Linked DNA regions of Mus musculus: region 2 is linked to region 1. A link is a contact called in ENCODE Hi-C data. All regions are on one chromosome and are shown on one strand. The core of a region is the stretch at or near the end of the contact, and the rest is flanking DNA. Distances in the headings are between cores, read along the strand shown.

The links. A loop is a pair of places that touch in the nucleus more often than their neighbours do.
Region 2: a loop to region 1 is called in a map of v-Abl transformed pro-B cells, with 3 times the contacts of the local background. The contact joins the promoter of Gatd3a here to the promoter of Fam207a in region 1. A Hi-C loop is called at or near these places in 3 of 37 maps with a recorded cell type or tissue (T-helper 2 cell and v-Abl transformed pro-B cells).

What each region holds. Positions count from the first base shown.
Region 1 is chr10:77,511,297-77,519,030 of GRCm38, forward strand. It overlaps Fam207a (family with sequence similarity 207, member A), which reads right to left and starts at 4,517. Exons shown (of 6, transcript NM_133998.3): 1 at 4,307-4,517; 2 at 3,010-3,118. The coding sequence starts at 4,444. 2810425M01Rik (RIKEN cDNA 2810425M01 gene) reads left to right here and starts at 4,602. Exons shown (of 1, transcript NR_163865.1): 1 at 4,602-5,645.
Region 2 is chr10:78,165,960-78,173,693 of GRCm38, forward strand. It overlaps Gatd3a (glutamine amidotransferase like class 1 domain containing 3A), which reads right to left and starts at 3,796. Exons shown (of 7, transcript NM_138601.3): 1 at 3,636-3,796; 2 at 3,414-3,466; 3 at 2,850-2,963; 4 at 1,436-1,555. The coding sequence starts at 3,770. It overlaps Pwp2 (PWP2 periodic tryptophan protein homolog (yeast)), which reads right to left. Exons shown (of 21, transcript NM_029546.2): 19 at 7,614-7,734; 20 at 7,422-7,496; 21 at 4,951-6,175. The coding sequence ends at 6,001.

The DNA of each region.
Region 1 (7,734 bases), core at 3,267-5,766:
CTATTTGGTGCTTGACACAAGCTAGACTCATCAGAGGAGCCTCCAATGAGAATATGCTTCCATAAGACAAGGCTGTAGGCAATGCTGTACAGGACTTTCTTAAACAGTGATCAATGTGGGAGGGCCCAGCCCACTGTGGGTGGTGCCATCCCTGGGCAGGTGGTCCTAAGATCTATAAGAAAGCAGGCTGAGCAAACCATGGGTAGGTCATGGTGTTTCGTCACATCAGTAGAAACCCTACGACACCCTGAGTTCCCAGACTGCCTACGTGTCCTCCATCAGAGAGAACACAGCCTGCCAGAGGCTTTCTTGTCCGTGTGTCTGTCCTTTCTTCTGCATTGCCCCGGTCAGGTTTGAGCACCAAGTCATGCCCGATGCAGCGAGAGACTGAATCAAGGACTCAGCTCCCTTTGTGACCACTCTGACACAAGTCAGGTGTCCCTCCACCTGCCTGGCTCAGAGACTAAGCTGACCACGAACAGAAGTAGCCAGTACCAAGAACACAGAAGGTACCAGGCAGCCAGAAGAATCATGCGGAGAGGGGTCTGAGAGAGTGGTCTGAGATGCGGACCCGGAACCCTGGGAGACGAAGGCTTTGACCGTCTCAGCCAAGTCAGAGTATGATAAAGGACTCGGGTTTTCCAACCGCAAGTCCCTCCCTACACATGGGGCTCTCCCCAAAGGATCTTGCAGGCATTGTTACGTCCAACAAGCAGCTGATCTTTTATGCTAGTGGGCAGAAGAAGAGGCAGGTCTATCCTACTTCGTCAGGACATTCTGTGAGGTCTAACAGTCACCTATGTCTAGCTTAAAGTTAACTGAGGACAGATATGTGGGACTCAAGGTTAGAATAACAACTGGAGAGACAGCCAGTCAGAGGGCCACCAAGAAGTTGAGGGCTGATTAGGGGATAGGTGATACATACACCAGGAAGAGTCCCTGGATGTCTCAAGACCACCCCTAAGGGACTAAAGTTGGCTGTAGACTGGACGAGTCCTACATCAGGATCACCTTTCTCCTGCGACACCCTGTGCCCAAACACATGAGGTATCACGGGCATGGAGAACCAGGGCTACGCTCTGGCCAGAGCTATACATGGTCCAAGCCAAGGAGCCATTCCCATGTCCCCCAAACCCATCTCTGCCACACACTAAGACTGCAGTCCCTAAGACCCTCTCAAAGACGCAGGCCGTGGGAAATACATGCCACTAAGGAGATCAAAGGCCGCTCTATAAAGGTTCCCTGAATCAGATGTGATTTGTCCCTTATTTAAGGTTTTATGCATATATATGGGTATACAAATTTTTAAAACATTTTCTGAAGGATTCAATCAGGTACAGTTTTCAAGCTCTCTCTAGATAACTGTTACATTAACCCTTTTGAGGAAGCGTTGCTATCAAGTTGGGGCAGGTCAAAGGGTGACAGGTGGCTCCAGGATCATCCAAACAACCGGGCCTGACAGAGGTTCTAACGGGAAAAGGACATGACAGAGTTGAGGGAGGCACTGCCATGGTAAGGCCAAGTCCTTCAGGTCCAGTTGGCAGTAAGAGGGCCCATAGCTGAGATGAAACCTACCAACATCTTGCTGTCCCAAAGAAGGATATGCAAACCCCTCTGCAGATGTCTGGCCTGGTCATCTTGCTGAGCCCACCTCACGAATAAGGAGCAAGGAACCAGAATTTGCTGAATGCCTGGACCTTTCTGGATAAGGTAACCTCAGTCTCTATGAGGTGAGTCTGTCACCATTTTATATACACCAAGACTGACAGTTAAGAATGCCAATGGTGGGCTGGAGAGATGGCTTAGCAGTTAAGAGCACTGACTGCTCTTCCAGAGGTGCTGAGTTCAATTCCCAGAAACCACATGGTGGCTCACAACCATCTGTAATGGGGTCTGATGCCCTCTTCTGGTGTGTCTGAAGACAATGACAATGTACTCACACATATAAAATAAATCTTAAAAAGGAAGAAGAAGAGGAGGAGGAGGAGGAGGAGGAGGAGGCGGTGGCAGCTTCGGAGGTGGCAATGGTAGTGCTGGGTGTGGTAGTACATACCTTTAATCCCAGCACTCGGGAAGCAGAAGCAGGCAGATCTCTGTGAGTTCAAGCCCAGCCTGGTCTACAAAGTGAATTCCAGAACAGTCAGGACTACATAAAGAGAACCAGTCTCAAAAAAAAAAAAAAAAAGAAAGAAAGAAAGAAAGAGAGAGAGAGAGAGAGAGGGAGAGAGAGAGAGAGAGAGAGAGGGGAAGGGAGAGAGGGAGGGAGGGAGGGAGGGAGCCACTGGTAGCCAGGTGTGACAGTGCATGCCTTTAAAACCAGCACTTGGGAGGCAGAGGCAGGATAGCCTAGTCTACAGAGCAAGTTCCAAGACAGGCAGGTCTACACAGAGAAACCCTGACTTGGGAAAAAAAAAAAAAAAAAAAAGAATGAGTCTGGTCACAATACCTTCAGCAGCAATTAGAACTGTCTTGACGGGGCAGGGCGGGAAGGGGGGAAAAAAAACTGTCTTGACTAGATGGCGGCCACAAGGCCTGCCTGCTTTTTGCCGCCTTGACAACACAGGCGCAGCATCAATGTTGCAGGTAAGTTATCTAGTGTAAGCACGCTCAGAATTTATGAATGGAATGCCGGGCAGCCTGATACCTGCTTCAAAAGGACTCCTTGTGTGGTACCAAGGGTAGGCACTGGCCTGTGGCACTCCTCAGCGCCAGTCTTTCTACTTTGGTATACTTTACGGTTTTGTTCTTTTTTTATTTTTCCTGTAAAAGTAACATCTCCTTTAGTCTTGCTTTGAGACAGGGTCTTTCCACACAGCCTTGTTTCTTCCTGGAACTAGATGTGTAGTCCAGGCTGGCCTTGAATGTAGAGACTGGCCTGCCTCAGCCTCTCAAGTGCCGGGATTTAAGCTATGCAACACATGTCATGCCTAGTGTCATCTTTTAAAGCACGGGCTAGTCCACAGGCAACAGTCAGGCTGCCCTCTCGACTCTCCAAAGGCAGGAACTCACCTCTCTTTAGGGACACCACACTCCTCTGGTCCAGCTCCAGCCTCTGCACCAACGCACTAGGGTCTATCTGTGTCCTGGCAAAGATGTCATTGTGAACGAATGTCCAGTCCTGCAATCCCAACAGGAGAAGAGAGAGGACATCAAGTTGACTTTTGGTTTGAGAGTCACACATCGAGAAGATGCTAAGGCAAAAATCCTCTACTTCTCAGCCAGGGAGGCCCCGGAAGAGTATCTACGTCCTTGTTCCCAGATCAGGCCTGTTCCTTCCTGCCCCCATCAGACTTGGGACAATCAGAGAGTCTTGGGGAGTAGAGCCACACTAGCACAGGGCCTGAGCACAGCCTCCCTGCAAACACATGCAGATCCAAGAGTAGCTGTGAGATAAGGCATGACTGCTGCTTACAACTGTATGCATGGGCCCTCCCAGGAGTGAGCAGAGGGAATCCTCTAAGTACTGGTCCTTGGGCATCTCTGAGGAACAAAAATAGGAACACCAACCACATAACCTTCCAGTGAGGCAAAGACGCGGCTGACCAAAGGGGCATAAAAACAATCTCTGTCAACACAAGGCTTAAATTTGAGCCAAGTTACCAAATTAAAAGAAAAATGGGAAAAATAAGAATCAATGGCTGCACGAATCAATGACTGCACAGCACCTCCCGTGGGTGTGGGTGTGGGAGAAAACAGAAGCTCTCAGTTTGGCTACAACAACAAATAAAAGCTGGGCACAGTGGGCTACAGCCTGGGCACGAGAGTGACAAGCTGGGGGGGGGGGCTAGGGTGAAACCTTGTCTCAAAAGAATAAAGAAAGAATGAGATGAGGTAAAATAAAAATAAATAAGATCCCAAAGGCCAAAGCAACAAGCAAGCGCCAGGGACACAAGTGCATGCCATGCCTTTAACCCCAGCATGTGGGAGGCAGGGGCAGGTCAATCTCTTATGAGTTCGAGGCCAGCCTGGTCTACAGCGTGAGTTCCAGAATAGTCAGGGCTACATAGAGAGACCCTGTCTCAAACACACACCAGAGACTGAGACACAGAGATAGACAGAGGCAGACAGACAGCGCCCTGCGACATTTCCAGAGCGTAGTGGGATATTTTCCCCCAGAGATGGAAGCGCTTCTGGAGCCTCACACCCCAACCGAGAAGGCATGACGGCTAAAGGTGGGCCGGGTCAGGACCCTAACCAGAGTGGCAGGAACACACACAGAAGAGGCGACACCCAACCATCCAGGGCTCCTGATCTTTGGAGATCCGGCTCGGCAGAGACCTGGCCCGACCGGCGCCCCACACCTCACCTTCGCCCCCGCTCCGCCCGCCGGGGATTGTGGGAGCGCCGGCTCCACGGCGCGGGGCACAGGGCCCGGTGCAGAATCCCCGTCGGGTCTCACGGCCGCCCGGTGCACACGAGCCCGCAGCGCCCTCACTTTCCCCATCTTCCCTGGAGGTTTCCGCCTGTTAGCAACGCCGCCTCACTAGTGGAAGAGCCTCCCGGAAGTGCTCCCAGACAGCCGGAAATAGAGCCGCGGCTGCGTAGATCGGCGTTCGGCCGGTCCCCGGAAGTGCCTCCCGTAGCGCGTGCGCAGTTGCGGTGCTTACGTCGCGCGCTCCCGCTAGCGCGTTAGACGTGTGGCGATGTGGCTGCAGCCAAGAGCCAGGGAAGTAAAACTATTGAAGCCTCGGGTGCACGTTACGCCATGTTTCTATCGCGCGCGTCTGGGGTAGAATAGGGAGAAAGGTTCACGTCGGTTTTACTCATGCGGGTCTCTATGTGTGCAGCTTGGCGTTTCGTCCTTAAAACAGGTCCTGGAGTTGGGGACTTTGCAATTCCACTTAAATGGGTACCAGATGGACCGAACGGCCTCCGTCTTCCTGCACAGTCGGCTCCGTGTCCAACAGCCCCTGTGCACCCAGTGCAGTATTGCTTAAGGAAAGCAAGGACGAAGGGTAATTCCAGCTCTTCACCCAAATGACACCTGTAAAATACAATACAAAACCAAAGTGGGCTATAGTTGGAGCCACAAAAGAAAGTTGGGCCCAGGCACAGCCAGGGTAGAGGCCTTCTGCCTTCTTCCCTTCTAGGGTAGAGAGCATCCTGGATGCCGGGACGTCTCTGCTAGGGATCCACAGTGAGATGGGATTTGTGGGGAGAAGGTGAGCCCAAAGCGGAGTCCGGTGCCCCACAGTGGCTGAAGTAGCAGAGCATGCCAGGGAGCAGAGCCAATAAGCATCTTTCCGATGCGGTTTCTCATCAGGGGATGCCTCCAGGTTCCTGCTCCTTCCCTGACGATGAGATCCAACCTGTAAGATGTAAAGAACACCTTCCTCCCCACGCTGCCTTTGATAAGTGTTTTTATCACAGCAACAGAAAGCAATCTAGAACAGTGAGTGAGTGGCTGCAGGCCAAGCAGTGCACTAGATGTGAAGCTGAGACAAACTAGATTGAATCAGGCGACTTGAAGAGACGTTTGAGCCAGAACAGCTGAATTGAATCAGCCAGTAAGAGTTCAGAAAGAGCTAGAAAAGGAGATCGTAGTCAGCAGTAAGCCTCCGAGACAACAAGGACATCAAGCGAATAAAAGTTACTTTCGCAAGCTTGTTTTGAGATGACCTGGGAATAAAGTCCATTGAACTCTTCACAACCTGGTTCATCTCCCCAGAAGATCTGGCAGCCAGAGCCACCCTGAAAGCTAGCCTGGCTTTTACCTAGGACAGATCCCCACCCCACCCCCCCACCCCCTAAATGTTTTCTCCTTCTCAACCCTCAGCAGTGTTCCTGTGCTCTGGGCTGTCCGATGGACCCCAGGTTCCCCCATGGAGGATGAGTTGCTTAAGGCCAGTTCCAGGGCACCCCAAGGAACTCACAAGTCGACGACAACAAAGTTAATTTTTTAGAATCCTCAACTCTTCTTCCTGCCGCCTGAGGGCGCGCGTGTCCCGTGCTTCCCTGGCTCCTGGCAAACTAGTTTTGCAGTTAGAGAGGACTGTACAGCTAGTTTTGCAGTTAGAGAGAGGACTGTACAGGTGTCTCTGGCTAATTCCCCCCCCCCCTCGGGCTCTAGACCGCGACCCTGCTCCAAGTCAACTAGAGTGTAGGTGTGACCGCAGGCTGGTCCACTGATACAGCTACTGGGAGGCGGGATGGGGGTTTGGGGTGAGGGGAGGCGGACAATGTATCATCGCGCCCAGCCCTGGAAACTCAGCTGCCAGACCCCGCAGGCATCAGCAGGGTCCAGATCACCTCTCAGTTCGTCCCCAGCCCCAGCGACTGATCCAAGACAGTTCTGCCTGGCTTTTCTCGGGGAGGAGGGCTCCCTTGATCCTCCCAGGGAGGTGGCCAAGTTTGCTGGGTCCACCTTTCTTTGGGTGACCTAGCCAAGGCCTGAGCTTTTTCAAGCCTAGTTTCCCTGTTTCTACAGTGGGGGTTAGAATGAGCTGCTTGAGGACTAAGAGAAAAGTGAGAGCCAGGAAGTGACCCCTAGCAGCTTATAGTTGGAGATCACAGATTCCTAGGGCTGGGCAGAAAAGAGGCTGGTATCACAGTGTGAATGAAGGGCGGGAGCCCCAGGCACAGGGCTGGTACAGACACACAGCATCTCAGAGGCCCAGGACCTTCTGGTGACGGAACCCGCAACACAGAGTCCTAATTTGACTCTGATCATGGGTGCTAGGCCAGCCAGCCGCTCAAGGCAGTGGGGCAGGGAATTGGCCTCCTGTCCTTCACAGCTTCTGGCTGAGCACCAAGGCCCAAGGCCTTCCAGCCACCTGGGTCAACCTGCAAAGGGCACAGAGCAACTTCCCAGGAGTTCCCTGAAGTCTGGTGATCAGGGAGATGGGGAAAGGCAGGCATGGGTGTCCATGTGCCGTTACCTCCCAGACCCTCTGGTGTGTACATTGATGAGAGGCCAGATCTTTGAAGATCAGACTCCATTTTAGAGAACCTGACCTAAGTTTGAACTAAGGTAAACTAACAGGCTGGTACCTAGCATTAGTTTCCAAGTTGCCCCCCTCCTCAACAAAACCTGAGCCTAGCTCCAGTCTCTAGGTTAATTCCCAGCAAGACCAGCATCTCCAGGTTATACCCTCAACATGACCAGTACCTCCAGGTTATTCCCCCAACAAACCTGCATCCCCAGGTTACAAGCCCACCCCTGCCTAATGACCACCAATGCAGAAGGGAGCAGAAGTTAAGTTTATGATAGGACTCCCAACACCAGTCAATTGTGTTAAAGGCCACAGTGGCTTTCCAATTAGATGCTTGCACACTTAACCCTCCCCCTGCCCCCAGTTGCTGTTTGTATAAAGCCTTCCCCGATAGGTATTTGGGCTCCCACAACTACCAAAACCGTCCCAAGAGATGGTGGTGCATTGGAAGGGCCCAAGTTAGCTCAAATAGAATAGAAGCTAGATCCTGCTGTGAGTTGCATCAGATTGGCTCCTATCTTTTTGTTTGTTTGTTTGTTGTTGTTTGTTTTTTTTTTTTTTTTTTGATTTTTCGAGACAGGGTTTCTCTGTGTAGCCCTGGCTGTCCTGGAACTCACTTTGTAGACCAGGCTGGCCTCGAACTCAGAAATTCGCCTGCCTCTGCTTCCCAAGTGCTGGGATTAAATGTGAACGCCACCACGCCTGGCTACCTATCTGTTTTTTGAGGGGGTCACAAACACTTCCCTGGCACTACATTGATGCCACTGATTCTGTGGACCTAGGCTAATTAGGAAGTTAGCCT
Region 2 (7,734 bases), core at 2,546-5,045, 650 kb after region 1:
AACTAGCACCATGGTCTCGTGGGTTCAGCAGCCCGTGAACTAGGACCTGACATTCTTCTGTAAAGGTCAGAAAGAATGAAGATGGTGGCTTCCCCACAGGGGTTAGTGGGCTCAGACACGGGTGCAGAGGCTCAGACTCCTTAAATGCCAGAAAGACTCAACAACAAGAACCTCTCACACTCCTGAGCCCAACTCCTAAGTGAACAAGGCAGCTGTGCAGACAGATGTGGCTCTCACCAGGCAGGAGTGGCAAGCAGAAGTGGTGAGGACAGCTTAGGTGCCCAGGAAACAGGGGTCCCAATGGAAGTCAGAATCCAGCGATCCCATGCCATGCTGTTATAAGGATGGGCCACAGAGGACTCAGGGCTGTCACTACCGGCTTCGCTGGTTTCAGGATGGGGAGCGGGTGGGTGCTACCCAAAGGGGCTGGAGGTGTGCAGAATCTGAGAAGAGACATTTTGATGGCCCTGCAAACTAGTCAGAGAGTTCAGATCAAGAAAGGTGGACTGGTGACACTTCAGAGCATAAAGCCTTGTGTCCCTCTCTTCTGGGAGCAGGACACTCAGTGAAATTCCTTGGGGATATTGCAGAGCCTGCTCAAGGCTCTCCCTGACAACCAGCTGGGTGAGCACCTCTCAGGCAGGGCCCTGCTGAAGGAGGTACCATGAATGCTCAAGAAAGAACCAACAAGAGCCGTGGAAAGGACCTCCTTGAATGTATCTGCGACTTCCCCCAGCAACAGCTCAAACAGCAAAGCACAAAGGGCTTTCTTTCTCTTTCCTGATGCCACGCAGTTGTGAAGCAGAGACACTGTGATCAACGTGACTTGAATAAGAAGGCACTTTTATGGTTTCAGGGGGTTAGTCCATGGTGTGAAGCATGGAAGCGGGCAGGCAAGCGGCATGTCATTGGAGCAGAAGCTGAGAGAACTTACATCTGATCCACAAGATGGAGGGCGGCAAGGAGGGACGCGGAGGGGAAGAAGGGATGGGGAGATACACACACACACACACACACACACACACTGGACCTACAGTTCACTTTTGAAACCTCAAGGCCCACCCCCAGTGACACATCTCCTCCAACACTGTCATACCTTCTAATCCTTCCAAAACTGTGTCACCAAACAGGGACCAAGCTTTCAAACATTTGATTGAGCCTATGGGGGCCATTGTCACTCCTCACAGCAGCACAGAGGGAGAACAGCTCTGTGTGAGAGCCGACACTTGCAAGGACAAGCAGCAGAGCGTGTTGGGGACCTGACTCCCAGCACGGAGGTCAAGCCACTCAGCCCACCCTGACAGCTTCCAGGCACTGGAAGGCTCAGAGGAGGAAGCAAAGATCGCCCTGGTGATCTCGCTGAAATGCCCCCAGCCCACCCCTTGTAAAAGAGCAGATACATGTGTGGTGTAGACCCTTACTCTTGGACACGCACAGGTTTTTGGCAGCTCCAAAGCCTCCTGGGAAAATGGCAGCATCATGGTTAGCAGCATTGAGCTGAGCCAGGCTGGTAATCTTGCCTCGGGCAATCCTTGCTGACTCTGCCAAAACGTTCCTGGAAAGAGCAGATGGCACAAAGGATCAACGTGCAAGCATGGCTGGTACACAGGCAGCGCGGTGGGCTCGCCCTAGTACTGGCTCACAGCCTCAAGTGAGCATGGAGACTAGATGCTTCTAGTTAGCACTCCCAGGCAACACCTGGAGGCAGTGACAGTGGATTCTAGTGAGCTATAAGTACAACAGGCATTGTAGGCTGGGGTCAGCAGGAACTGGAGGCCCACCAAGTATCCACAGCAGGCAGAATCCAGGCCTCCACACCAGGGAGGGGCTGCCTAAGAAGCCATTTTTCAGGATGCCCAAAGCCACCTGAACATCAGATAGAGATGCAACCTCATATACAGTTGTACAACAGGAGGGAGGGGTTAGATTCAGGGGCCAGGGTTCTAGACAGAAGAGGAACTCCCTAAAGACAGCCTTGGTAGTTAAATTGCAGTTCCTCTCTCTTACCTTTTCAGTCTCAGCCCCTACCCTGCAACCAAGCCTCAGATAAGAAATGTTGTGGGCTGGAGAGATGGCTCAGTGGTTAAGAGCACTGGCTGCTCTTCCAAAGGTCCTGAGTTCAAATCCCAGCAACCACATGGTGGCTCACAACAATCTATAATGGGGTCTGATGCCCTCTTCTGGTGTGTCTAAAGATAGCTACAGCATACTTATATATAACAAATAAATAAATCTTTAAAATAAAAAAATGTAGTTGTGCTGGGCATAGAGTCAACTGCTTTTGATCCCACCAACACTTTGGAGGCAAAGACAAGAGAATCTCTAGGAATCCAAGGCCACCCTGGTCTGTATATAGTGAGTTCCAGGCCTGTGAGGGCCAAACAGACTCTGTCTCAAACAAACAACAAAAACAAAAACCCGAGGCAGTGGTGGAGTATGCCTCTTATCCCAGCACTCAGTAGGCAGAGGCAGGAGGATCAGAGTTCAAAGCCAGCCTGGTCTACAGAGTGTGTTCCAGGACAGTCTCTCTACATAGAGAAACTTTGGGAAAACAAAACAAAACAAACAACCCCTCCCTGCCAAAAACAAAGCAACAAGATAAAGGGAACACAGTACCACACAGGGACTAGCCAGAGCAGAGCATGACCACCTCACACCCAAAGGCTACTGCTACCCCTGTAACGGTCACGGGGAGGTCAGAAACATTTGGCCCATGGCCATGTATTTCCAGAACAGCCGGATGACAGTTGCTTTGAGGGACAGACACTTGATCACATAATCAGGAAGGCTACAGTACAGGAGCTGCTCATGGGAACAGGGCTCTTGTAAGGTCCTTTCCCTACCCATACCTGCTTTCCCTCTCAGAAGGCTCCCCCTTGGTGTGGTCAATCACGTGCATCTGAGGGACATCGGGAGCAAAGATCTGGACCTCAGCCCCGCCTCGGCTCAGGTGCACCAGGATCCTATATGAAGAAAATCCACAAAGACATCACTTCCAAATGTGTCCTCCGGCCTCACAGCATGACGATTTTACAGATGGACTGGCACCAAGTGCTGGGGAATTCCTAGTTTATAGGACACCTAGTTGCTTTTACGAAGGCACGGCTCCTGCCGCTTACAGACTTCTGCAAGGTAAGGGTAGAACCAGAATAAGTAGGCAAGGCATCCTTTTACTGACTGATGAGCAGCGAGGGTTGTTGACTCCGCAGGTGTTGCATTTTGGGTATGTTCAAGACCCCAGCTTGCTGCCAGGCATTCTGCCTTCACCCAGGGTCCGGGTGGCATCTTTTGTGTCTTGGCTGTGCTAACTTTGGCTTTGGACTTATCACGATGTGAACCCACTGCGCTTGGTCACCCTCTGGCCATTTCTGCCTTTTAAACCAAGAGAGTGTTTACAAACTCTGAGGACTTACGCTGAGGCCTCATGGATCTCGGTTCCGTCATAGACTCCACAGCCCGACAGCACCTGCAGGAAGAGAGGCACTGACGAGGGCGAGGGCCCAACACGCAATTACCGAGGGAGGGGAGGCTGAACCCCACCAAGAGCCGACCTTGGGCGGACAGCTGGTCGACCCCAGGCTGCGGGGACCTAGCAAGGGAAGGCACTCGGCCTGGGAGTCTGGCTCTGCACTCACCAACGCCACCCTGGCCCCGGGCCGCGGTGCGGAGCTGTGAAGGGCTGCGCGCTGGGAGGGAGCCCGGTGGTATCTGGAGAGCGGTAGGAGCGCAGAAGCCAGCCTTGGCGCCACCAAAACCCTGACGGCAGCCATCACGAAGGGCAGCCAGCCACAGTGGTGTCAGGAGAACGTGCGCCGTGGGGCGGGGTCGCGCCTGGCCAATGGAGGAGCGCGTAACAACCCCTTTCTGGAGAGGGCCAGTGGGTGGGGCCGCGCCTGCGCAGTGACCGACGGCGTACGGGAAACCCAGCACCTTTTTCCCTGGAGGACTAGCGGGAGGGAGGGGCCACAGATCTCAGGACACGCCCCCCCTCACCTAAGAGACCGGTTGGCTGGACTTCTCCAGCTCAATGACCGACCGAGCTGGGACACGCCTCTTCTCGGTTTTGAGAGGGCAAGCAAGCAAGTATGCCAGGTTAGGACCTTCCTGCGATCGACCTTGTTGAGCGGCCCGGTCTGCCTAGTTAATGTTTGAAGGGCGCTCATCTTGGTGTAGGCCACCTTGACTACCTATTGCAATTCCAGTCTATGCAATGACTAAAAACTGATTTTAAATAACGGGGTCAGAGCAAGCCCCGCGCCCTCACGGTGCAATCGTAAATTGCTCCTGCCATTGTGTTCTGGGTACCTCTGCAGCTTCCTCACAGGCCACAGTTCTGCCAGTCACGATTCAGTGAAGAGCTGAGCTGAGCATCGTACCTTCCATTTCCTATTTTGAATCAATGTGATTGCTATAGTTGCATACAGTCCGGTGTCCATCGGGGTAATGACCAGATAACTCCCAGAGTTTCACTGCCTCTCCCTAGCCACAGTGAAGGCTGTCAAAGGTGACCTGGCTTCTCTCAACTCCTAGGGATAATTAGCTGCTGGGTGTTCCCATCTTAAGATGGGAACCCTTTCACATTTAGGAGACATTTAGGCCTGGGATGCACAGTATATGCAGAAGCCAGGGAGCATACAGAAGTGGGTTTGGTGGCCCAACACCATTACAGCGAGTCAGGGATTATTCAGTTTCAGGGGACAGTAGTTGGGGGGAGGGGTGGAGCAGTGTCAGGCAATTTGCATCTGGCTGTCCACAGGGGTGGAGTGGGCATGGTTACCACGGAGCAGACTTGTAAAATACTCCAAACTGAGCCCAGTTTCTGGTATGAGAATTAAACTGGATGAGATGTATGAGATGTATGGTGATGGCTGAAGCATGGTTCAGCACTACTTGCCTGCCCTTCCCTGGGCCCTCAGTTCCACATTCATACCACACACAGACAAAACCAGTAAAGCTTCATAAAACTGTATTTGTACTGCAGATGGGGATCCCAAGATGGCACCAAAACAAGCGGGTCCTTGTCTGGGCGGCCAGGGGCCTGGCTGTCCCTGGGCACATAAGAAGCAGTTTCCTTTTCTACCCCAAGCTACACAGAGAAATGCTCTGCAGAACAGGAAACCTGGCGACACCAGGCTAAGCTCTGGCTTCTCCCCATAACGGTGTTCAAGCCTGAGCGGGTTCCAGGTGACCAAGACAGTATAGTATCAGTGTATCCTGAGTATGACAAGGGTGCGACAGCTAATGGCTCTCAGTGCACCAGGTGCCACACAGATCCATTCCTGTGGCCTGGACAGAGGCCAGTGAATAGTTATCAGCATGAGTTGGCACCTGTGGGTCTCTTCACTGGCGAGTGACATGCTGGGCCTGGTCAACCCCATGAACAGGAAGTATCGGTAAAGCACCACTCAGGCATGTCCCTTCTCCCACATAACCTGTACATACTGGCAAAGATCAGTCCAAGCTTCCCTGGCCAGCCTTGGGCTGTCACAGCCACCCGCTGGGGTCAGCCCAGCACACACCATTTCTTCACTACTTACAGATATCAGGGCCACAGGCCCGAGCAGTCACCGATCTCCCTGCTTACTTGAAGACAATGTCTCACCCAGGACACATTAGAAACACCGGAAACTCAAAGTTGAGAAGCAAAGTCCTCACATTTACAAAAAAGCTCTTCCCAACCCGAAATTCATCCTTAGAGCATCGTATTAAAAATATAAATAACTCTGACAGAAAGTTTGCAAGTCCACACTTCTAAACCTTCCCTAGGAAGTCTGTGCAGGGCCATCCACAACGCAAGCATTCTGGGCCCAAAGCATAAGTGTGCCCGCTGTATCCTGGTCCCGGCCCTGAAAGGTTGGCTTGCTGTCTCATGGCAGCATGAGCAGTCTCACAGGAAGAGTCCGGGCTGGAGGGTCTCGGGGTCTCTGGCACCTCCCACTTCCTGGGCCCAGGAGCACAGTGGTTTCATCTCCAGCCAATCAGGCCGTGAAATATATGGTTCTATATCAGCATCTCCTCTTCCTCTTCTTCACCTGCAGCTCTGAGTAGGTGCAGACTGTCCTCATCAGATGCATCTGAGTCCTCTTCTGTGTCCACAGGTTCCAGGGTGCGTTTCATGCCCCGCTGCTTGGAAACTGCCAGCACGTACTGGATGTTGAAGCGGTTCCAGTCACAGCTGGGGACAGAAGGCGTTAGGTCAGCACCAGCATCCTGCTCGGCTGCCACCAGCAGGATCAGGTGCAGCTGTCCCCAAAACTTATTCCCTCCTTAATTCAGTTCCAGCTCTACCCGGTGTAGTGCAGCATCTGGCCTGCTCTCCTTGCTGGCCCTTCCATTACAGAGGCATTCCACTGACAGAGGCAGGGGGCTGATTCTCCACATTCACAGGACAAAGGGCACGTTTCTGGCCCTATCTCCCAGAACCATGAGTGGGGCAGAAGCCAGTAGAAAGGAACAGCTGCACATTAAACTTGTGGGTGTCATGCGACCTATACAGGGCTGCCTCGCAAACCTCACAAAGCCAGTCATGCCAATGCCTTGGACATAAACCAGACAGCAGCAATGCTCAGAAGGAGATGGAGGGGCAAGAGTACTCTCTTAAGGAGCTGTGGAGTCACAGGCGCGCCAGCCAGGGAAAGATTGGCACCATGCACCTTGCTAAGCAGATCCACACCTTAGTAAAGCCACCTCCAACACCAGTCTTCCTGCAGCCAGGCAGGACTCTAGGAAGGAAAGGGCACGAAGAGGAAGGGTCTGCTTGTGACTTGGAGAAGCATTGTAAAGATAATCGGGAGGGCTATGGGACCACAGTGCCCCAGTGCCAGCCTCTCTCAGAGACTCTGTATGGAGAGACTAGCAGACAAGCATATTATAAGCCTGGCAGGAACACATAGCATAGCAACTGCTCAGTGACAGATAGATGATATGGGGATGTATGGGTCACAGGCCACCAAAAACTACCTGAAGGAGCAGGCTGGGGGAGGAGGATACACTTGAGGTTATTCTAGCTAGCACTGTCCCAAGAATACAAGTTTTATTCTCTTATTAGTGCCACACCAGGGAAACCCCTGCAATACACAGGCCAGATCCCAGGAATTCAGGCTCCCTGGCCCCAAGTCCTGTGGTCACCTCTCACTGCCCTCAGAGGTGACAGAAGAATCTAGGCCAGGCTGCCTGGCCCTACACTTGTGACATGTTGGTGCCCAGGGTGAAGGGCTCTCACTATGCCTCAAGTGGCAAGTGTACATGGTAAGTGGTTAAGCATCAGCCACACCCAGAGGGGACCCTCACACCCATGGCAGATGGACTCAGTTCACCATCTCTGATACTGGAGTACTCTGCCCCCAGATCAGACACGACAGGGATAAAATCAGCTGCACGAGCCCCCTACCCTACCCGCCCACCAACCCCAAGGCACATACAGTTTGGAAACATCATCCAGATGCCGCTGGAGGCCCTTCTGAAGGAACTGGACCACAGGCAGCAACTGTCCCGCCCTGGAAAGGAGACACCATCAGTGTGTGTGCATGGAGGGGAAGCCTCCCTGTGGCCAGGACCAAATGGCTGGGTCACTTGATCCACAGGTGAAGAGCCAGGGGGAACCCAGTCTATACCTGGACTTCAGCCGCTGTCCATGTGACATAAGTAACTTCTGAGTCCATATAAGGTAGAATTCCAGGTGCCTAGATTCTTCAAAGGAGGCAGCTAAGAACTCCAGTACTTTCACTACGTACA